Linked DNA regions of Homo sapiens: regions 2, 3 and 4 are each linked to region 1. A link is a loop called in an ENCODE intact Hi-C map of the cell type or tissue named here. Cell type or tissue: natural killer cell. All regions are shown on one strand. Each heading gives the region's core, and the rest is flanking DNA. Links, peaks and the distances in the headings are about the cores only.

Region 1 (6,156 bases), core at 849-4,848:
TTTCCAACTCACAGTGATCTCTGAATTCATTGTACACCTCACCCCTATTACCCTTTCCTGTTTAGCCATATGCTTCTTGTGGTTTTTTTGTTTGTTTGTTTTGACTATTGATTTGTTATTACTTAGCTCTTGCAGGTACACATAATCTCATTTTTTCCTTACTTCAATCATAAAGTTTTTGAGATCAGGGATATTCCCCTCACATATTTCTATATTATTTAAATGAACTAGACAGAGAATCAATACCTGAAATACTTCATGACCTTAGATAACTCAGAAACTACTCTCTATGTTTGGAACAAGTGGCTGGAGCCATAAGCAAACCTGCAGATCACATCTGAACCTCACATATCTTTTGTCCACTTTTTTTCTTTTATGAATAATTTCTGAATCTTCACAATAAATATGTAACTATTAAATACATGAACAAGTAAATTGTGTCCCATCTGGCAGTCTTGTTGTGGCTCCAAAGTTATAGAATATTTTAGATACTCGAGATGAGAAAAATCGTGGAAGAACATTTATTTGGTCAGAAGTCTTAAGAGGGATGTAAGGTGACATCTCCAACCCTGTGTATCAAATATATGAGATGCTGTAACCCAGACTTCACTCAATATAACGTCTTGTCAGTCTCCCCACCTCCTTCAAGCCCCTCGCTCCTGGTTCATTCACATCTTTACCGAAAGGAGTACATTCACAACAATGCTTCCCCCCCCCCTCCGACTATGCTGCAAGGACATTTTACTCCAGCCTTACTCCTACCTAGCTTAGGGTGTTTTGTTCTTAAGCCTTAATATTACAGTTATTTGAAAATTTTAATAACAGCAACTAAGAATTTGGCTAGTTCAAAATTGAAGTAACACTAATACTGCCAAATTTACTGTGTCTTTCTTTGAAGTTTCAGAAGGCCCTTGAGCCTCTCGATCCATTTTAGAATAATCATTATGAACATACATTACACGTGCCTTAGGAAGAAAAGAAGTGCTCTGAGCTTTCTAATTATGTAGTCACTGTATACATTGGTATTTAATATTTTCGCTTACTGGGATAAGAAACATTTGGACTCCTACTATCAAACATAAAATGTTTGAAAAGATGATGGAAACATAAAAGTAATTCTTAATGTATATTGAATACTCACATTTTCTAATTACATGTATTATCTCTGTTGTCAATTCTCATTAAAAACCTAGTGAATTTGTACTATTTTTATCACCATTAAGCAGATAAGGATTGAGATATAGGAAAGAAGCAACTTCGTCAAAGTCACATTGCAAGTCAAAATTCAAACTCAGACTTTTTAATTCTGAAACTTATACTCTGAATTATGGTAGCAGGAGTGATTTCATCTGGCTCACAGAACTGATGAATTATCAGGGATTTTGTGAGCCAGTTGATGTTACATTGGATGTTACATTGTGAGCCAACTGATGTTACATTGGTTGCTTGAAATTGTCCATGGTGGGTGTGGTAGCCAGAATGATGGTCCCCATGAACAAAGTTATGCATGTTTGAATCCCTGGAACTTGTGAAGACATTACTTTGCACGGCGGAAGGAACTTTGTAGATGTGACTAAGGTTAAGGACCTTAAGATGGGAAACCTGGATTACCCAGGTAGACTCAATATAATCACATGAATCCTTGGAAGTAAAGATCCTGTCCCACCTGTGGTCAGAGAAAACAATGTGAAAACAGAAGTAGGGTCAGAGAGATGCAGCATGAGAAGGAAATTGTTATGGCAGCAATAGAAAAGTAAGGAGTTTAGTGGGAGTATTTACTCCAAAGAGATCAGCAAACGTTATATATATTTTTTTTCCTGGAGAGACAGTTGGTAAACACTTACCAGTACATCACTGTTCTTAACCATTATATTACGCCGTATCCTATTAAATAGATGAGAAAGTGCAAGCATGAAAAGGTTAATAACTTCTCCAAAGGACAAAATAGGGATTCAATTGTCTTTATAAAAGTACTTGTTGTAATTAATATATAAACATGTTTTTAATCTTTGCAATAACAAGGAAGTTTAATCAATCTAGATATTTGGTTATCTGTAGATGCAGGCAGAAAGCAACAACAAAACCCCAAAACTACCATTCTCTCATAGAGCTTAAGTTCTAATGAAGCAAAACACAAAATTACCCCTAGGCACAGAGTGTTAATTTGGGGATGGAGGTGGACACTTTCATATAAATACATGTCATTTTGGAAAAGTTCTTAGCCAAATAAGAGAGTTTGAGGTCCCTTTTTTTAGCCTCCTGGCCTTTCATTGCTCTTCTTTCTTCACATGCTACCTCTCCCCTTCTTCCATTTCTTCCCTTTTATGTACCCTTTTATGTACCCTTTTATGTAAACTGAGTCTCATCTAGAAAGGTATTGTTAAAGTTTCTGGCAAATAAGTAGAAGGTTCAAATAGAGTCTCTATTGAAGTCACTACTTTTAAAGAGTCATAGGCAGAGCTACAAAACAAACACAGGATATAGAGGGGCGGTGAGGCACTTAGAAATCGACAATATTAAGTTCCTGTACTCTGAAGGAAGGGCCATATACAGGAACTACGTTCATGGAGAGTCACAGCTCTTGCAAGAGACACAGCACCAAAGCAATGAGGAAGTGAGGAAAAAAACACCACAACACAGGATCTCACTCCTTCTGCCTTTTGATCTCCTGCTAGTGCTTTTCACTAGCCATCTCAACTAGAAGCCAGCCAAGAAGGGAACCTGGGCGGTTCAGTCTGCTGTGGTCAACACCTGGGGCATAGAGAAGGTCAGAGGAAGGATCTGGATAGGAGGCAAATACAGTGGAGAGTTGTCAGCACAAAAATAGATTAAGCTGCAAATGGACACACTGCATTATTTGCATGTTAATAAAGGGATGTACCTGTTTGTGGTTTAAATATATAACCTTCTAATAGTGAAATTTAAGGTAATGTTAAAAAGTATTTTTGGATGCTGAAGACTTCCACCTGACCCTCAGACCACTACCAGTGTGTGACAAGTTACCAACCCTACCACACGCTTCCTGTGTTACTAGAACATGCTGCTGCTTTCAGTCATTCACAAACTTCTAAGCCAGTTCCATTTGCTGATTTATCAAGTTAATGTATTTCAGGGGGAAAACTCTAGAGTTTAAGGAAATAATCAGATATAGATGAGGAAGCCCAGATATTGCAACTAGATTATCTTTTATTCTCTAATTTATTCATGTTTATTTGTGTAAAATGAAATCCCATGGGTTACAGAATGGATCTATGGAACCCTTTGGGGGAAAGGAAGTCTTTCAGCCCTGTGGACATTGTCCTTCCATGGGGAGCCTTGGGGAGGTTATCCACTGATATATTTGGAGCAAAGAAAAATGAGCTTTTGTATCATGTACACACTTAACCAGTAGATGTCATGCAAAGTCCTATGCATGTGTTTCTCTGCTTATTGTTCTCAGTGGAAGAACAGTGTATGAAATTCAGGGAAAAAATTCTCACAGGATTCTAACACCAAGAACTATCTCCTTTGTCTTTGAGAAGCAGCAAGTTTAGTAAAAATCATTTTATATTTTCATACAATTAGGAAAAGACAAGCCAAGTAATCAGATATTGCCAGGTTAGTATTTTAATCTTAAACATAAAATCCTATAATTATTCTTCATTGGATTCTTGCACTGTACTGTTTAATAATAGTGCTGTTTTAAAATGTATGGAGGACAGGATACATTTTACAGTGCCTTCCACTGACATTGATTTTGTTCCTTTGATAAATGATCTGGATTTAAAAAAAAAACTAAATTATAAAGATTTATGATTCAGTGCCCTAGACTGAGGAAATGCTGTTATTCACCACCAAATCTGCTTATTAAAGACAAAAAGAGTTGTTTCTCCACTTACACAAAAAGGATAGCTATACTCTAGTCTAACACTGCTCATACCTTACTAGAATAGTTTTTCATTTCACGCTACATTGATATGAGAATTTTGTCATATGAATTCCCACTTTGTTCTTTCTGTATAAACAAAAATCCCTGCAGATCTACTAACTCCGTTTTCATCTTTATTGTCAGCTATATCGTTTACACTCTTATCCACCATCCCATACGTTTTACTGATTTGCTATTATATTTCTTTTCTAAGTGTCTAACAATTTGTTAGACATCACTGGGCTAAGTGCTGTGTTTTATGGTACCCTATTGGCGATCTCCTAACTATTTAGAAAAAATACATTATTATAATCTAATATATGGGATTCTCTTTTAATTCAAGCTAATGCAAAACACACCATTTACACCCAGTGGATGAATAAACCAATTATGCAAAAACAAATCAACCAAGCTAAGCAGGCAGTGGTTGTTAATGGCAAATGCTTAGGATGTTCAGTGCTAATTTTTTCCTTACATGTAGCCAGAACCTCAGAGTTACAGACCGTAAGACACTTCACTGCCCTTTGTTCAGTTTCCTCACCACAAAAACGAGAGGTTTGTTTTAGGTCAGGAGTTTTCAAATGAAGATGAACTTCAAAATCCACTGGACACCTTAAAAACACAGATTTTCAGTGCTCACTTGAGACTTATGGGACCATATTTTCTCCCTATGAGTAGAGCCAGAGATCGCGTGATTCTGATGCTGTTTTCGGCTTGCTGGTGGTTGGGACTCTGCAAATTGTTTCTCCGTTGTCAGATGATTTCGTAAGTTTTTCCGATAGAATTCACTAGAGGAAGACTGGAGTGCAGAAGGAAGAAAGGATTTCTTCCTTCCTATTCTGTTTCTGACAGCATCACTCTAGAAATGATCCTTCCGCCCTGGAAGAAATAGATGATCCTAGTTTTCAGGCACTTTCTGAACCAGTCACATTCTGACTCCTTGGAGTCCCTGACTCAGAATCCTCACTCCCCATTCGATCCCCTGAGCATCAGTACACACAGGTAGTGGGTCTGTATCAGTCTGCTCTGGCTGCCATAATAAAATACTACAGGCTGGGTCTGTGGTATTTTTTTCTCACAGTTCTTGAGGCAGAAATTCCAAGATCAAAGTTTCTCCGGAGGACTCTCTATTTGGCTTGCAGACAGCTGCCTTCTGGCTGTGTGTCTTTACAGGGCTTTCCTCTGTGTGCACGCATCCCTGGTGCCTCTTCCTCTTCTTATAAGGACATCAGCCATATTGCATTAGGGCCCCCAACTCTTATAATCATATTTAGCCTTAACTGCCTCTTTAAAGATCCTACCTCCACACACAGTCACATTGAGGATTAAGGCTGCAATATATAGATTTGGGGTGGGAGGAGAGACACCATTCAGTTTTTTTTCCTCTGAGGTATGAGTCCAAATCTCACGGAACTCCTCCTTTGATTTCCCAAGCTCCCAATGCCAGATGGCCAGCCCACTATCAGATATCTGAGTCACAACTCCGTGGACACTCCTCTGAGTGACAAGGCTCTGATAACCTAAAACCGTCCCCTTTGTTTGTCTCAGTTGGAGCAGTGGTAGCTGCTGCCTGCATTTACTATGTCATGTTAGCCTTAATGTTGCCGTCGGCTGTTCCTGTCCTTCAGTACCTGCTTAACCAATTCCACTTCCAATCTTCTCCACTGAAATACCTAATATAGTTTCTGTGTCCTGGCTGATAGCCTGTTGGGCATTAGTGAACTAGCCTTGTGAATGTCTAGATGAAGAATTGTCCAGGAAATGGGAAGAACGAGTACAGAGCACTATTTGAGAAACAGCTAGGGGGGCAATGTGGTTGATGCAAAGTGAATGAGAAGCAAGTATTTGAAAATAATGTCAAAAAGGTAGCAGGGCCCGATAAATTACAGAGAAAGATTTGTCTTTCATTTCAACTGCAAAGAGAAGTCATTAAACAGTTTCAAGAGAAATGTGATAAGTTTTCTCACAGTTCTGGAGTCTGGAAGAGATGATAGGTTTATTTTTTTTAAGTAGCACTAGTGGCTGCTATATGTAGAATACATTTAGGGAAATAAAAGTTAAAATGAAGATACCAATTAGGAGCCAATTGCCCTCATCCAAGCCAGATATGATAGTTTTCTGAGGTATTAGCAGTGCAAATAATATTAAGTAGTTCTATCATATCTTGATGTTGGAATCAACCAGGCTTGCCAATAAATTGGATCTAGGATGAAAGAAGAGGAAATGAGTCAAAATGACCTCAAGGTTTT
Region 2 (4,000 bases), core at 1-4,000, 190 kb before region 1:
CAAGATAAAGACAATAAAGAAAAAAATACTCAAATGACAACAATGCTCAAAATGCCTGTGTTTTTCAGAGTATAAAATTTTCCTTAAGGAAAGAAATTTTAAAGCATCCCTTGAGCCTGTAACACACAGGTATCTAGGGCAAGCCTGTCATTTATCTACCAATTTGAGACAATGAAACGATCACAGGGCAATTCTGCCCACAGCTGGGTGAAAATGGGGGTGAGTTAGATTTCTTTGCAGGGGATAAAATATCAAGGCTGTTTGGATCATGCCATTTTCTGTGATATAATGAAGGAGTCCTTACAGAGACATGATTGGCGGCCTCAAAGAAAGTGGAAGAAACCTAGGGAATGTGTAACTGTGCACGCTACCTCCCAAAGGCCCAACCACATGCTCCTCAAGTGCACATTTAAACATTAAAAGACCCAACTGTTCAGTTCTCATAGCTGTTAACACCGGGTCACCCAGCCAAAATAGTGGCTATGGCCACACCTATGCATCCCTTTTGCTAGAAGAGTCACAACAGAAACTCTCTCTCCTTTTAGGAAACACCAAATCCAGTGTTTCTGTTTTTTTTTTTTTTTTTTTTTTTTTGCCAAAATGTAACCAACCATCTAGACAATAAATGGATGAAGTGTCACAGAAAATAACAACTTAAATTTTTTTAATATTAAGCTAAATGATTTGCAATATCTCATTTTTATATGAACTTTTTAATTTCAAACCAAGCTGCATCATTTTCATTGCATCAATAACTAAAAACGTGAGAGGTCCTCATCTCTTCACTGCAGTTGAGATAAGCTTTAAAAGAACAAACAGAGGGAAAGAGGGAAAAACAGTCCAGTTTGACACAGTTACTAGAAATTATCTCAAATGAAAACAATGGTAGTGCCAGCAACAGTTTTATGGCATGGAAGCCTGTCTCACTCCTGAGTAGTTTTCCTCCTTATTTCAATCAAACCAGAAAAGGTTACAGGTGCTGGAGAAAACCAGCAGTGAGATTCCATCAGCTATAGAGACTACCTTCTACTCAACCTAGGCAACGAATTGTCTTAAGACTCAAATGTACAAGCAAACTAGAAAAAAATAGTAGCTAAAACAGAAAACAGCTTTTAAGGCTGGTCGTGGTAGCTCATGTCTGTAATTCCAGCACTTTGGGAGGCCAAGGCGGCAGATCACTTGAGATCAGAAGTTTGAGACCAGCCTGGCCAACATGGTGAAACCTTGTCTCTACTAAAATTACAAAATTAGCCAGGCATGGTGGTGTGCACCTGTAATCCCAGCTACTCAGGAGGCTGAGGCAGGAGAATCGCTGGAACCCAGAAGGCAAAGGCTGCAGTGAGCCAAGATCCTGCCACTATACTCCAGCCTGGGCAACAGAGCAAGACTCTGTCTCCAAAAAAGAAAAAAAAGAAAATGGCTTTTCAAAAATATTCATCCAACCATCTTGCAAACCTCCAAGAGATGTGTTTATACCGATTTGATGCTCTGAGTCACTGCAAAATGAAACCAAACAATTAACACCTCTCTATATCTTCCATTATTCTCAGCCATAGAGCATGCAATGTGTGTTATGTTGCAGTATGTGTTACTGTCTAAAAGCATATATTCTTCTGTCCTGCAGCAATAAAGAAGCAATATATAAAAAGAAGGCTAAATATCTATTAGAGCCACAGGTATTGCCAATATTAGGGGGTGGAAATCTCCAAATAATGAGAAAATTATGTTAGATTATGAGCTACAAAAAAGAGCATGTGGTTAAATCTTAAAATTAGTGTGTTAAGAGAAAGTACATACTTAAGACAAAAATCATCTGATTTTAATTAACTAAGCATATGGTAATATATTTATTAGTTGCAACTTCAAATTCTTTTCATGTTGAGAATCTACCTCCTATTCTTAAAAACCAAACTGCTTGCTTATTTTACTCTTCGTATGCATAAAAAAGCAATTTTTGAAAACTGTAAAATGTATTTACCTTCTCATTATTGTAGTAAGAAATGCTAAGGCCATCAAATTTCACCCATCTCTTTTGAAACATGCGTTTTCTGCAAAACATATGAAATTGTTATTTTACATTCAAGTAACATGAACTTAGATTGTTAAATTCATTTGTAATGTAACCGTGTAAATATATTATTATTTAATGTTAAACACCATAGACAACAATAGGCTATGATAATACACAGTTTTGGCCATGGCACATAGGAAAAAATAGCATAATAGTACTTTCTAATCAGTTGACCTAGGAATTTTTTGTTAATGACAAAATTAACAGCGTTGTTGCACACATTTGTAAGGTTCGGTGCACAACAAAATGTGGTCAGAAACACTGTCACTGAACCCATTTCTAATAATAAAGATAATCCTTCCACGAAGATAATATAAGCTTTCATCCCTCATTAAGCTTATATATCTATTTTATTTTCCCTTGATTTTTGTTTTAGGGCATAAATATCTTACTAAAATAACAAGGCTTTGTCAATTGGATTTACATGGAAAACATATTGAATTTTGATTAAGCTGAAAAAGACCTGAACAAATATACAGAATCATTTATAAGCATTCAAAATTCAGTGAAAGATTAGTATATTTTTTAAATGATCATATGAAAGGCAAAGGTAGTTTAAAATGGCTACTGACATGAAAAACAAAAGCAAAAAAAGATATCACATGTTGCAGGCTTAAAAGAAAAAATAAACTATTTTTCTGACTATATAAGGAAGAAGTGAAGAACTGTTTTTACTTAGGCTTGCTTTTTATTTTTATTTTATATTCTCCTTCCCTGAAGGCAGACAACCATAGGTACTTTTGGTCTTTAACACAGAAAATATACGAAAACGAACTTCTTATTTTTTAAAAAATTTAAAAAATATTATTTCTAAACAAATATCAACTCTGTCTACCTTGTGCTTTTGCAATTTTCTGAAATGTTTAAAACAAGGAGTTGGCATAACTTTTCTTGGCTCTCAGAAGACAATAGAAAAAGAACTTCAGGAAGTGTAGAGAGCTTGTCTCTGGGCTGGTTCCCCAGCCACACATCTATTATGCAAGTGAAACACAGCAAGCCTCCCAAATTAATTGTTAGCAAATATGTTCTGCATAAGATAAAATTATACCAAATCTGATCAAATATAAAAAATTTTTGAGATTCTTTACTGCAGACAACATTTTCACATATAAGCATTGAATTAATTATGAAGTAATAAGAACATGTAAATTTACATGTAAATATCTTAAAAGCATATAACCACTTCATATTTAATTCTAATTACAGAAAAAAAATATAAAATAAAAATTTTGGCCAGGCGTGGTGGCTCATGCTTATAATCCCATCACTTTGAGAAGCTGAGGTGGGTGGATCACTGGGCAACATGGCAAAACCCTGTCTCTACAAAACATACAGGAAAAAAAAAAATAGCCAGGCATGGTAGCGCACAACTGTTGTCCAAGCTATTTGGAAGGCTCAGGTTGAAAGGATCATTTGAGCCCAGGAGGTGGAAGCTACAGTGAGTTACGACTGCACCACTGTACTCCAGCCTGGGCAACACAGTGAGAGCCCCATCTCAAAAAAATTACTTTAAAAGCATATTACCACAACTGACCACCCAGCCCTCTTTCCATCTTATTTTTCATCTTTCAGCTTCTAGAATTTAACTTTTCTTGGCCTGTCTGCAATGGGTTTTCCTCACTTTGCAACATCCAACAGTGTTAGAGCCATCTGGTTTTTACTTTTTCTAGCAACACAGGGTTCCTTAAATTCTCAGCATTAAATGTTGAAAGGTAAAGAAATATTAAGCAAACACAATAATTATACACTGGATAAATTAGTCACTTTTTGCTCATTTCATTTTATCTCTTCCACACTTAAAGGCAGAGAAATACATACCTTCTAACACAATCCAAACAGTAATTCAGTAAATCAAGATTTTGCTTTGGGACACAACCCACTTCACACTGGGAATGACAGTAAGCTAGAGCTCAATTACATATATAATCT
Region 3 (6,156 bases), core at 1,185-5,184, 64 kb before region 1:
ATGATGGCAGACCATGCAAAGAAAGGCCGTTATGTCAGAGACGACAGACATGAAGTCCAAAAATGTGATAGGAATTCAGCTTTCACTTATTAGTGTTTCCTCTGTTGCCTGACTTTATAAAAGTAGCCAAATTAGTCAAGCCAAATTAGCCAACATAGATAATTTAGGGGTTTGTATAGATTTTCCTCAGTAAAAGTCTGTGTTTACGATTGTCCAGTACTTTTGCGTCAGCTTCTTCTCTGTTTTGCTTGTAACACACCATTCCTTACCTATGTGCCTGAGTAATTCTTACTGAACCTCTTTCACATCGGTGCTGAAGTGCAGCCTTGCCAAGGAAGCCTTCCCTCACTCCTCCTTTGTACCAGGTTAAGTGTTCCTGGTATATGGAGCTACGGCATTTTGTACTTTCCTTATCACTGTAGTTACCATATTTCATGACATCCACTTGCTTGTTTCCTTCCCTTGTTGCTGTAATGGCTTTTCAGGGAGTCTTTTTTTCTGAAATATTTTTTTTTCTAATCACCTCTCCTTGTGAAATTTTATTACCACGGATATACTGTATGTCTATGTACCATATATTTATCTGTGTTTTATACATCTGAAAGAGTAAGCCTTTTTGTGTCTCAGCCAAGAACGAATTTTCTCTCCCCAAGGGTGACATTACCAAAATTGAGAATGCATGCAACGAACTGCGCAGGCACAGACACTGTCCAGCTCAACTCTGTATTGCCAGTGCGGACACATAGTACATGCTTGATAAATATTTGTGACTAACTAGATGAACAAGATAATCTCTGCAAACCTTACAGTTACTCAACCTTGAAATTGATAATCCTGAAACTATATTGGCATGTTTAAAAATAGTACATTTAAACTTCTGCTGTCTTTCATAGATGAATCTACTGCCAATAGGCCATCTGTGCTTTCTTTTTATTCCAGATGGGTTCGTATAGGGCTTTCCAGATTCACTCTTTGAGCCCTTTCTTGTGCCCAAAGTCTTCAGAAATAAGTTTGTCAGGTTGAAAAAGAATCTGTGGCTGTGGGAACTTTTTTCTTTTCAAACTAGTATAACTAAATGGGAATTGAAACTATGACATTTAGTTTTGCAAGATGAGACTTATTTCATCAGAATTTAAAAAATTCACCTCAACTAAGCAGTATTAGAATGTGCTATTTTTCAGGAAATGGAAGTAGCCTAATATAGCAGTAGCTTGGCATTAATGAACATGACACTATGTGGATATTTATACATGTAGCATAAAATAGGTGAAGGTATTTGTCAAAATTAAAAGTGCTTCACAGAGAACAAACAGTAAATATTTACATATATGTATCTAGGCATAGAACCACACACATAATTATAATGTGTGATGTTAATATACTGTGTCTGATTCATAAAGATGAGAAGACATATCACTTTTTACTTCATACTTGTGAGGATCTCTGCGTCTCTTATTCTTCAGCCTCTGTAGTTCATTCATTCATATATTAATTAATTCAACAAACAGTGTATCCCAAAGGCTCAACGTATAGTGGTGTCCTGGTATGTAGGGTCTCATTTTTCCCTTTCTTCTTTATAGCATGTTTTCAACTCATAGGCAGAGTTATCCCTTAAAGCAGGAGTCCCCAGTCTCTGGGCCATGAAATGGTAGCAGTTCGTGGTCTGTTAGGAACCAGGAGGTGAACGTTGGGCAAGTGAGCAATGCTTCATCTGTATTTACAGCCACTCTGCATTGCTTGCATTACTGCCTGAGCTCTGCTTCCTATCAGATCAGTGGCGGCATTTGATCCTTGTAGGAGTGCAAACCCTATTGTGAAATTCACCTGCCAGGGATCTAGGTTGTGTGCTTCTTACAAGAATCTAATGCCTGATAATCTGTCACTGTCTCCCATCACCCCCAGCTGGGAACTTCTAGTTGCAGGAAAACAAGCTCAAGGCTCCCGCTGATTCTACATTATGGTATATAATTATTTCATTATATATTACAATATAATAATAATAGAAATAAAGAGCACAATAAATTTAACTTGCCTGAATCATCCTGAAACCATCCCTCCAACATGGAAAAATGGTCTTCTACGAAACTGGTTCCTGGTGGCAAAATAGTTGGGGACTACTGCCTTAAAGCATTAGTCAAATCATCTCATGCCTCTGCCCCAAACCCTTCAGTGGCTCCCAGCTTCCATCAGAATAAAGGCTCTGTGTGAACTTGGCCCTCACTGACTCCAAGGCATTCTCTGCTCTACTCGCCTCCTCACTTATTCAACCACAGTGACCCTCTTGAGTTTTTGGAATATGCCACACCTGCTTCTGCTTTAGGTCTTTGTGTTAGTGATTCCCCTTGCTGGAATGTTCTTCCATCAGATATCTGCATGTCTGTTACCCTTACCTCCTTCAGTTCTTTGCTGAAACTTCACCTTCTCTCTGTGGTTTACCCTGACTCTAACATTGCAATCTACTCTTACCCTGCAACCTGACATTCCTAATCCTCTTTAATCTGCCCTATTTTTTCCCTCTAAGTCATTTCTCCGTTTTTACATGTGTTTCTTCATTTGTACATTTCTTGCAGAAAAACCCTCTCTTCCATAACTAGAAAGTAAGCTCTGTGAAGACGGGGAACATTTTTTGTTCACTGCCAAATCACAAGTACCTAGAATGGTGTCAGGCATAAGTTAGATGCTCAATAAACATGAGTGAATGGGTATATATAAATAGAACTTGCATTTTATGGACCAAAAATGTGAGGAGGACAGTGAGAAGTGCCAAGGAAGAAAATAAATTAGCATTAGAAGATGGACAGAATTGGTGGTGTGAGTTGGTAGGTGGGATAGCTAGGGAAGACCTCACTGTGGAGGGGACTACCGAGCTGAGGAGCAACCGGAGACCAGAACCTTCCTGTATGGCCAGGAGAGCATCCAAGTGGGAGACGCAGCAAGTTCCAAGACTCCGAGACGGGCACGCATTTCAAGTCAAGGACTCGAAGGAAGGCTGTGATGGTCAGTGCGCATGTGAGGGCCACAGAAAGATGATGAGGTTTGTAAGATAGTAAGCGTCCTGGTGATACTTCATATTCTATATAATCTTCTGAAAATGATCCCACAAACAATATATTTGAAAATATGTGGCTGAAAAGAATAATGATTCACCACTAAATCTTTCTGAAGTTGTGCCTCAGCCTTTCTCCTTTCACAAAATGTTCAAGTAAATTCAGTTCACACTGCACATAATTGTATTTTGGCAGAAACAAGGCAAGTTTCAAAAAACTCTCAAAGGTTTTTTAGATGGAAGGGAGTGGAGAGAATATTTTGTGCATGTGTGCGTGCGTCTGAAGTCACGCCAGATAGGTGACTATATGCCATTTGCTTATTTGTGCTAACTTGGGTTGTGACTGCTTTTGACTCCTTCCTCCTACTTAGAGGTTTTGTTTTGAAGGAAAGAAGGGCTCCAGATCTGACTGCTGTCACCTATTCGAGGCTGGAGTTTCCCAGTAAAACCTAACCCACACATTTACGTAAGCCATCTGTTGACCCAAGTTTTGCTTAGCCTGAACTTCCTGGATTATTATTTTTTTAAACTGAACTCCTGACATGTGATTTCTAGTAAATAATGATACTGCTTCAACACTTTCTTTCTCACCACATTAAATAACTTGCTGTGTCAAAGGGAGGAAGCAGGCAGATGGCAGTGCAAGAATCAGTTCGTCAGAATCGCCACTTTCACCACTTTGGATTTCATTACCATCTCACTGCTCTGCTAGGGATAATGTTGTTCCTATATTATTTTTTCCACCAATATGAAATACCAAAGCAATTTTGACTAGATAAATGAGATGATTCTGAACCATTAAAAAATGTTTACATCCAAAAGCATTTTAATTCTACTCAGACTTCTCAGTTGCAGTAATTTTACAAAATTATATTAGGGTTGAAGGATCAAATGGAACTTATTATGTTATTGCTAGGTATTTTAAAAAGCAGATTGAAAGAGCACATTAGAAGAAATTCCTATAAGAAAAATCAGGATTTTGTTTTGTTTTGCTTTGTTCTTGCTGTGGTTTTTGAGGGAATAGTGCCCACATTGTGATTGTTAAGTTTTCCATAACTTAGTGTCATGCTTTCTATACTAGAGTTAATTCCAGTAACATGTTTGGTGCATCATGTCCCTTCCCCTATCAATTACAGAAGAAAGCCACTAGGTTCTTGGTAAGTAGAAATATTATGTTAATTTTTTAACCTCTAAAAGTTTCCAAAATCTTCTCACTCTTTCCAATGAGAAGGATGGATGGAGAAGGGAGAACTCTGGCACTCCATGCATCTCCCTTACATGTTATCCTCATGTCTGCAGTTCCACTTTCCTACAGGCAACCAGAATGACCTTCAAAGCCACAATTTTGACCATGTCACTAAGAGGAACATGAGGGGAAAATGAACAAAGCTGGTTTAGTCAGAAACAGGATCCTGTGTTCTTTTTTGGAAAGTACTTTGACAACCAGTTTAATGAGAAGAGATTATTTCCCTTCTCCTCCCCCCCATTCCTTTCTCTTGTTCCCTTTCCCTTTTCTTTTTCCTTTCCCCTCCACTCTCCTCCCCTTATCTCTTCCTCTGCACCTTCTTTTTCCTGTCCCTTCTCCCCTTTCTCCTTCTCTGGCCCCTCTCAACGCCTCCCTCCTCCTTCCTCCTTCAACTCTTGGCTTTAAAAGATAAGGTTTTCTCTGTTTAGAGGGCAGTATAACTAAACAGGAATTGGGCACTGTATCGTTATAGGGCTTTTGATTTTTCTTTTACAAAGGAAGCACAGATATTCCTGCCTATCTAAATAAATTTGATAATTAAAATTTCATTGATGTGTTTGCACTTATTCTCTTAAAACTGTAACATTTAATAAGTAAAAAGTTATGCTCATTAACTCAAACAGATTTTAGTTTATGAACTTCAACTGTTTTTGTTTTTATTTTTTCTTCTGTAGATGTATTATATCAGTCAACACGTTAATTTAGCAACCACAAAATCCCTAATATATACAAGATATTCTGTAAGGCCTAAAAGTGATAATAATAATAGTAGAAGCCAAAATTCTAGCTTTCAAGGAGATTACAGTCCAGTTTAGGAAATAAAGTATAAAACTTTAAAAGTTATAAAACAAAGCAAGAGATAAATAATAATTGAATACAACAATACAGCAATAGCAAAAGGCAGGAACTGATTGTTAATTGCAAATGAATAGTAAGATGTTAAATGCTAGGGCATTTCAGAGAAGGGGGTGAACGCTGTGGACTGAGGTGACTTGCGGGTGCTTCAGGGAGCAAAATGATTGCAGAGAATGTTTAGGGTCTGGAGAGGAAGAGAGAAAGGGGCAATGAGTTTCACACAAGAGAGATGGCATGAGTAGAAACTTTGAAGTGGTCAAGCACAAGACGTGTTCCGAGAAAGGATGATGAATGCACCTGTTTCTTCAGGGGAAGATTTGGAAATGTCATGTTGGAAATAAGCTGGGGAAAGATTATGGAGGGCCTTTAATTCCTTACTTAGATTAACTAAATGACTCTGTAGTTGTGGTAGCAAGCTTTCTGTCAAAATTCACCAAAAAACTGTGATTGATTTCATGACATAGAGAGCACATGCAAACCAGAGACCCTTAGTTTTTGAGTAAACAACAAAATCTCTCATCTACTGATACTCTTGAAACTGGTATGGCCATAATTGAGGATGGAGAAATAGGTATCTGGTTTGTTTATAATTAAGTTGATCTTTTATCTTTTGAGTAACAGCTAAAGCCATTGGAAAGCCATTGGAAAATTTTAACTAGGAGAGTGATATGATCAAGTTTTGTTAGCAACATTACTACGACAGCCTATAAGGATAAACTAGAAATGGATGAGCTTAGCAATAGTAAAATAAAGAGCTAATGAAATAGTCCACAGAAGACAGTGTGATAGCCTATGTAAGATCATGACAGTAAAGATAGCAAGAAAAGAACAGAGTTAGAGAGAGATTCAGGATTTGAGATCAACAGGTCTTGGTGATAGAGTGAATGTGTGTGGGACTGGGTGGCAGGAGAATATTGGCAGATAGAGGAAGTCGTGAAGGGGATTTCCAAGGTTGCTCTCAGTACACTGGTTTGAGCTACTGTCCTGTGATATAATACAGTGTTTGTTG
Region 4 (6,156 bases), core at 1,309-5,308, 100 kb before region 1:
AATACAGTATCAAGATAAGTGGGCAGGTTCCATCTATGAGGAAATCCAGGGTAGATGATGTTAAGAAATTCAATCTAAAGGGCAAATAGTGGGCATCAGGGAAATCTGTCTAAAGGCAGCATGACTGAGAAGCCATCAGCTGCAGCCCACAATGAGACCTTTAGCCTCTGGAGGGAGTGGAACATGGTCTTTGGCAATATAACAAGCAAATATATATTCAGAAAAAAACAAGGACTTGGTTACCAGAATAGGAGTTAAAAATAAAGACAAGTTCTCAGGTATAAGACAAAAACAAAACAAAACAAAACACAAGTTGTCAGAACTGGATCCCAAAGAAAAGCCCTGACTGGTGAAGGGATGATTTGGTGATGGCTTTAAAAACACTAAGCTATGGGGCCTTAAATTACCTATTCTTTAGTTCAGAACTGAATTCTAAAGACTAGAGAGGTACTAAGCCTGCAAGAAGTCATCAGGTGACCTCAGTAGTGAGGAGAAGCAGGATGAACAAATAGGAGAGTGGGAAGAATGATGACGGAGTGAGAGATTATATAAGATTTGATCATGCTAAGAGTTTACTTCAGAGTGAAGAAGGTTGACCTGAGTTAGTAGGCTTTGAGTAGCCACTTCAGGTTCCAATCAGAGAATTGGTATGGTCAGAGCTATTCTCTGAAGGACTAATTTGAAAATTTCCAATGCTCACAAATTCATCAGGAGGAATAGTATAAACCTAATCCAATTCTTATAGCAGTAAACTAGGCTCCAAAACAAAGCATCTACATTGGCAGAAATAATGGAGGTATGGTGTTTCTGCCACCCAAGCCTCATCTGGAGTGTTCGCCTAATTTTCAGCCCAGCATTTTAAATGGATCATTGATAAACTATTGTACATCCAGTGGTAAAAGAAGAGTTCTCAAAATCATACCAAATGAAAAACAATTGAGGGAGATGTTGACTTCAGTTCTTATTGGGGGAGCAAGAGGTTATGACATTTGTCTTTAAATATTCGAAGTATCTTTATAAGCAAGAGGGATTAGATTTACTCTTTGCTACCATGTTAAAAATGGTTTGTTGTCAATCCTACAATTGTTAAAAGAGTGACAGTTATACAATTACTTCTCCTTCAGGAGTTTGGCTTAAATGCACAGTAAAGGTCTTTGTAGGTTTCTAAAATTATCTTGCCATGTTTCATTAGATGTCAGTGCAGAAACATAATTTGGTTTAGTTTTGTATTTATTCTTTGTGTGTCCATGTATGTGTGTGTAGAAATCATTACTTTCATAGACTGCCTCATAAAAATAACTGAACATTTGGGGAGCACTGCTGCACTTCTAAAGAAAGAAGAAAAGGAGATTTGTAATTTATGCGGCATGCATGATGAATGTACTCCACAGCAGACAATGTCCTCCATTCAAGATACCAAAGCAGCAGACATTGCTGCAAGAGGGGAACTAAATGTCATAGAAACAGCTACTGTTTCTCCCACAAATGGAGAGGAAAGTCATTACACAAACCAGGTCCAGTTAGAAAAAAATAAAACACATATGAGTTCAGCATTAGTGGAAAAAGAAAACAATACATCACTGAATGGACGTGTACTGGGGCAAGAAGAGTCACAGAATAAAATGTTCCCAGATAATGCAGAAAATGAAGATGATAAACAAATAGAACACATGACTGTTGAGAACATAAATGGCAACAGGGAAGAGACTCATGGCATAATTCAGACAACAGAGACAGAAATTCAAGAGACTTCAGAAAGCCCAAGAGAAGAGATGACCACATCCTCAATAATATGTGATATCTCCAAGAAATATATAAATAGTACTCTTCCCAATGATTCAGAGAATATAAAGCACAAGAATAACATAATGGAAAAGGAGTAAGTAAATGCAATGTGGGAAGTGCTTAAGTATGCCTACTTATATGTGTGTTTCTATAGTTAGTACATGTCTTAGTTCATTCAGGCTGCTACAACAAAACATCATAAAGTGAGTAGCTTTTAAACAACAGATATTTATCTCTCACAGTTCTGGAGGCTTGGAAATCCAAAATCAAGGTGCTAGCAGATTTGGTGTCTGGTGAGGGCTTTCTGGTTCATAGAAGGTGCCTTCTTGCTGTGTCCTCACATGGTGGAAAAAGTGAACAAGCTCCCTTGGGCCTGCTTTATAAAGACATTAATCTCATTCATGAGGGCTCCACCCTCATGACCTAATCATATCCCAAAAGGACCCACCTCCTAATACCATCACCTTGGGGGTCAGGATTTCAATGCATGAATTTTGAGGAGACACAAACAGTTAGACTATAGCAACATGCATAGTATTTCCATTTCATACCTCCCAAAGATATTGTAATCAGTAATTCAGCTTAAATCACTCCTATAAAAATTTATATGGCCACTATTATTAATATTGTTTATTTCTTATAGCTTTAAGAAACAAACACATTACATTTTTTTAAAGAGGAAGGAATTGAGTAGATACGAAAGTAGTTAAAATGAGCAATTGTCCAGATCATGAATACTTTGCAAATTACTACGAGTTCAAATATAATAAGAAAAACTAGAAGACTGTAGGGTGTTAGAAGATTTGGAGAGAATGTTTTAGCCTCAGATTCACTTTATTTATATTCTCAAGAAAATCATTATGAGTTTTAAACCCGTGTCTGTAGAACTCTAGGGATTTTATGGATGAGCTTTGGGAGGTACTTAAAATTGAATGTGTATGTTCAGACCTATTTCATTTCCTTGGATATGGTCTAGAACTGTCATCAGATTCTCTAGGAGACCATAACTTCAAAAAAGTGAGAAAGACCAATCTATTTTATAAATTTTCTCTCCTGTGCAAAGAGGTAATAAGGCCCTATTTGTCCGTATAAAATAAGATATTCACAGACCATATTTTCCCAGACAAACATAACACGCTTAGAAGTGAAAAAAAAAAATATGTGTTTTGGGCATCAGACAAACTTAAATTTCACTTTCTGTTTTATTACATACTAATTCTGTGACCCTGGGCAACTTGCTTCATTTCTCAGCCTAATTTACTTATTTGTAGAAATAATATATACATCCTGGGATTATTTGGTAAGGTCAAATGAGAAAATCACTTAAACGACCTAACACCAGGCCACTTTTTCAGATATTCACACCAGGTAAATGTTAGTCTATTCATTTATTTTAGCTCCAAAAACTCTCACTTTCTTCACCTGTCACTCACTACCATTGTTCCATTACCCCCATCTCTGCTTTGATGTACTGATGCTCTTTCAGGTGTATGATACCATTTTGAGGACTATGATCTTAGGCAAGTCATTTTGCTCACCTTGACCTTAGTTATCTCGCCCATAAAATGAAGAGGTGGTTCTAATTTGGCCGTAATGTTTCTACAGGTCAGAGTCTGATGAATTCTATGGTTGAGGATATTCAGTGCATGATAGATCCACATGATTTGTAAGAATTACCGCTCCAACAAAACAACTGCTAAAGTAGTCTATATGTGGTTACCTGTTTCACTTGAGAAAAACATTGAAGCTCCATATTCTCACATTCAGAAATGACTCAAAGCATCGGTTAATGAGTCATTGCCTGAACTACTCCCTCTAACACCTCCTTTAGGTGTTTCCTGGTTAGTGACTTCCTCTTTGCAGCACCCAAACCAATTGTGCTTGGCTTGTATATTTCAGAAGTTGAGTACTCATTGCAATCCCTCGGCCTAGGAAGCCATCATGCCACATAAAAGATGTGTGTGATAAACAAAACCTCACTCAGAATGTGTTGTCAATTCCCCCGTATAGCTTTCTGAAAGCAACCTATCTCTTCCTAGCTGTCCTGGTGTATACAAAAAGGGAAAATAAGGCTAGAGTAAACCAATGTGATTACAGTCATCGGTTACTTAATGATGGGGACATGTTCACAGAAATGGATGGTTGGGTGATTTTGTCAATTGTGCAAACACTGCAGAATGTGCATACACAAATCTAGATGGTATAGCCTACTGCACGCTTAGTCTACATGGTATAGCATATTGCTCCCAGGCCACAGACCTGTAAAGTATGTTACTATACGGAATACTTTAGGCAGCTAAAACACAATGCTAAGTATTTGTGTATTTAAACATATCTAAACATAGAAATGGTACAGCAATAATACAGTATTATAATTTTTAAGACCACCATTATATGTGCAGTCCATTTTTGACTGGTATGCCTTTATGTTCTATATACCTGTATTTTATTTTTAAAAGTTTTAATTTAAAAATTTTTCTTATTTTTTTTTATTTCAATAGGTTTTAGGGGAACAGGTGGTGTTTGGTTACACGAATAAGTTCTTTAGTGGTGATTTCTGAGATTTTGGTGCACCCATCACCTGAGCAGTGTACACTGTACCCAATGTGTAGTCTTTTATCCCTCACCTCCCTCCCACCCTTTCCCCAGAGTCCCCAAAGTCTATTGTATCATTTTTATGCCTTTGCATCCTCAGAGCTCAGCTCCCACTTGTAAGCGAGAAAATAAAATGTTTGTTTTTCCATTCCTGAGTAACTTCAGTTAGAGTAATGTTCTCCAATTCCATCCAGGTTGCTGTGAATGCCATTATTTCATTCCTCTTTATGGCTGAATAGTATTCCAGGGCATGATATAAATATGTATATGTAACAATTTCTTTATCCACTTGATTGATGGGCATTTGGGCTGGTTCCATATTTTTGCAATTGTGAATTGCGCTGCTATAAACATGAGTATCCATGTATCTTTTTCACATAATGACTTCTTTTCCTCTGAGTAGATACCCAGTAGTGGGATCGCTGGATTGAATGGTACTTCTACTTTTAGTTCTTTAAGGATTCTCCACACTGTTTTCCATAATGGTTTTACTAGTTTACATTCCCACACACAGTGTAAAAGTGTTCTCTTTTCACCACATCCACACCAACATCTTGTTTGTTTGTTTTTTGATTATGGCCATTCTTGCAGGAGTAAGGTGGTATTGCATAGTGATTTTGATTTGCATTTCCCTGATCATTAGTGATGTTGAGCATTTTTTCATATGTTTGTTGACCATTTGCATATCTTCTTTTGATAATTGTTTATACATGTCCTTAGTTCACTTTTTGATGGGATTGTTTGTTTTTTCTTCTGGATTTGTTTGAGTTTCTTGTTGATTCTGGATATTAGTCCTTTGTCGGATATATAGATTGAGAAGATTTTCTCCCACTCTGTTGGTTGTCTGTTTACTCTGCTGATTGTTTATGTTGCTGTGTAGAAGCTTTTTAGTCTAGTTAAGTCCTATATATTTTTGTTTTTGTTGCATTTGCTTTTGGGTTCTTGGTCATGAAGTCTTTGCTTAAGCCTATGTCTAGAAAGGTTTTTCTGATGTTATCTTTTTAAATTTATTTTATTTTATTTTGAGATGGAGTCTTGCTCTTTCGCCCAGGCTGGAGTGCAGTGGCACGATCTCAGCTCACTGCAACCTCCACCTCCCAGGTGCAAGCAATTCTCCTGTTCCAGTCTCCTAAGTAACTGGGACTACAGGCGCCCACCAGCATGCCAGCTAATTTTTACATCTTTAGTAGAGACAGGATTTCACCATATTGTTCAGGCTGGTCTTGAATTCTTGACCTCAGGTGATCCTTCCGCTTCGGTCTCCCAAAGTGCTGAGATTACAGGCGTGAGCCACTGTGCTGGGTCTCTGATGTTATCTTCTAGAACTTTTTTTGGTTTCAGGTCTGATTTTATGGTTTCAGGCCTTGATACATCTTGAGTTGATTTTTGTATAAGGTGAGAAACGAGGATGCAGTTTCATTCTTCCACATGTGGCTTGCCAATTATCCCAGCACCATTTGTTGAATAGGGTGTCCTTTCCTCAGTTTATATTTTTGTAAGCTTTGCTGAAGATCAGTTGGCTGTAAGTATTTGGCTTTATTTCAGGGTCCTCTTTTCTGTTCCACTGGTCTATGTGTCTATTTGTATACCAGTGCCATGCCACATAACTGTATTTTACTGTCTAGCCTAAATCTATTTGACTAGGGCTAAAGAGAATGGAACCATTTAAAAGTCACCTTGTTCTACTTCATCTGTCAGTTGAGAAACATAACTCCTGGAAGAAAAGTGTATTCAGATGGTTTCCAAGGCACAGAGGAGAGTCATTCCTAAAGTTAT

Evidence for each region. Hi-C counts contacts between places; a loop is a spot of excess contacts. Peaks named below come from ENCODE experiments on the same cell type or tissue, not always from the same donor. Only the 100,000 strongest peaks of a DNase experiment are listed, where the experiment ranks them.
Region 2: it touches region 1 in a loop (7-fold over the local background); 6 of 110 quality-filtered maps call a loop at or near these places.
Region 3: it touches region 1 in a loop (4-fold over the local background); 2 of 110 quality-filtered maps call a loop at or near these places.
Region 4: it touches region 1 in a loop (4-fold over the local background); 6 of 110 quality-filtered maps call a loop at or near these places.

What each region holds. Positions count from the first base shown.
Region 1 is chr4:36,383,493-36,389,648 of GRCh38, forward strand. No RefSeq gene overlaps it. Among named protein-coding and RNA genes, the nearest start is that of MIR1255B1, 40 kb to the right of the region's middle. RefSeq lists an enhancer at 2,573-2,772. In natural killer cell, for the core only: no CTCF peak of the experiment used is centred there; DNase peaks (open chromatin) are centred at 2,579 and 3,009; H3K27ac peaks cover 799 bases; H3K27me3 peaks cover 1,377 bases.
Region 2 is chr4:36,191,600-36,195,599 of GRCh38, forward strand. It overlaps ARAP2 (ArfGAP with RhoGAP domain, ankyrin repeat and PH domain 2), which reads right to left. Exons shown (of 33, transcript NM_015230.4): 7 at 1,979-2,048. Among named protein-coding and RNA genes, the nearest start is that of ARAP2, 51 kb to the right of the region's middle. In natural killer cell, for the core only: no CTCF peak of the experiment used is centred there; a DNase peak (open chromatin) is centred at 1,512; H3K27ac peaks cover 1,101 bases.
Region 3 is chr4:36,319,614-36,325,769 of GRCh38, forward strand. The region is part of intron 8 of DTHD1 (death domain containing 1); the gene reads left to right. Among named protein-coding and RNA genes, the nearest start is that of DTHD1, 41 kb to the left of the region's middle. In natural killer cell, for the core only: no CTCF peak of the experiment used is centred there; a DNase peak (open chromatin) is centred at 3,538; H3K27ac peaks cover 886 bases.
Region 4 is chr4:36,282,713-36,288,868 of GRCh38, forward strand. DTHD1 (death domain containing 1) reads left to right here. Exons shown (of 10, transcript NM_001170700.3): 2 at 1,264-1,879. Among named protein-coding and RNA genes, the nearest start is that of DTHD1, 4.2 kb to the left of the region's middle. In natural killer cell, for the core only: no CTCF peak of the experiment used is centred there; a DNase peak (open chromatin) is centred at 3,649; H3K4me3 peaks cover 2,495 bases; H3K27ac peaks cover 3,768 bases.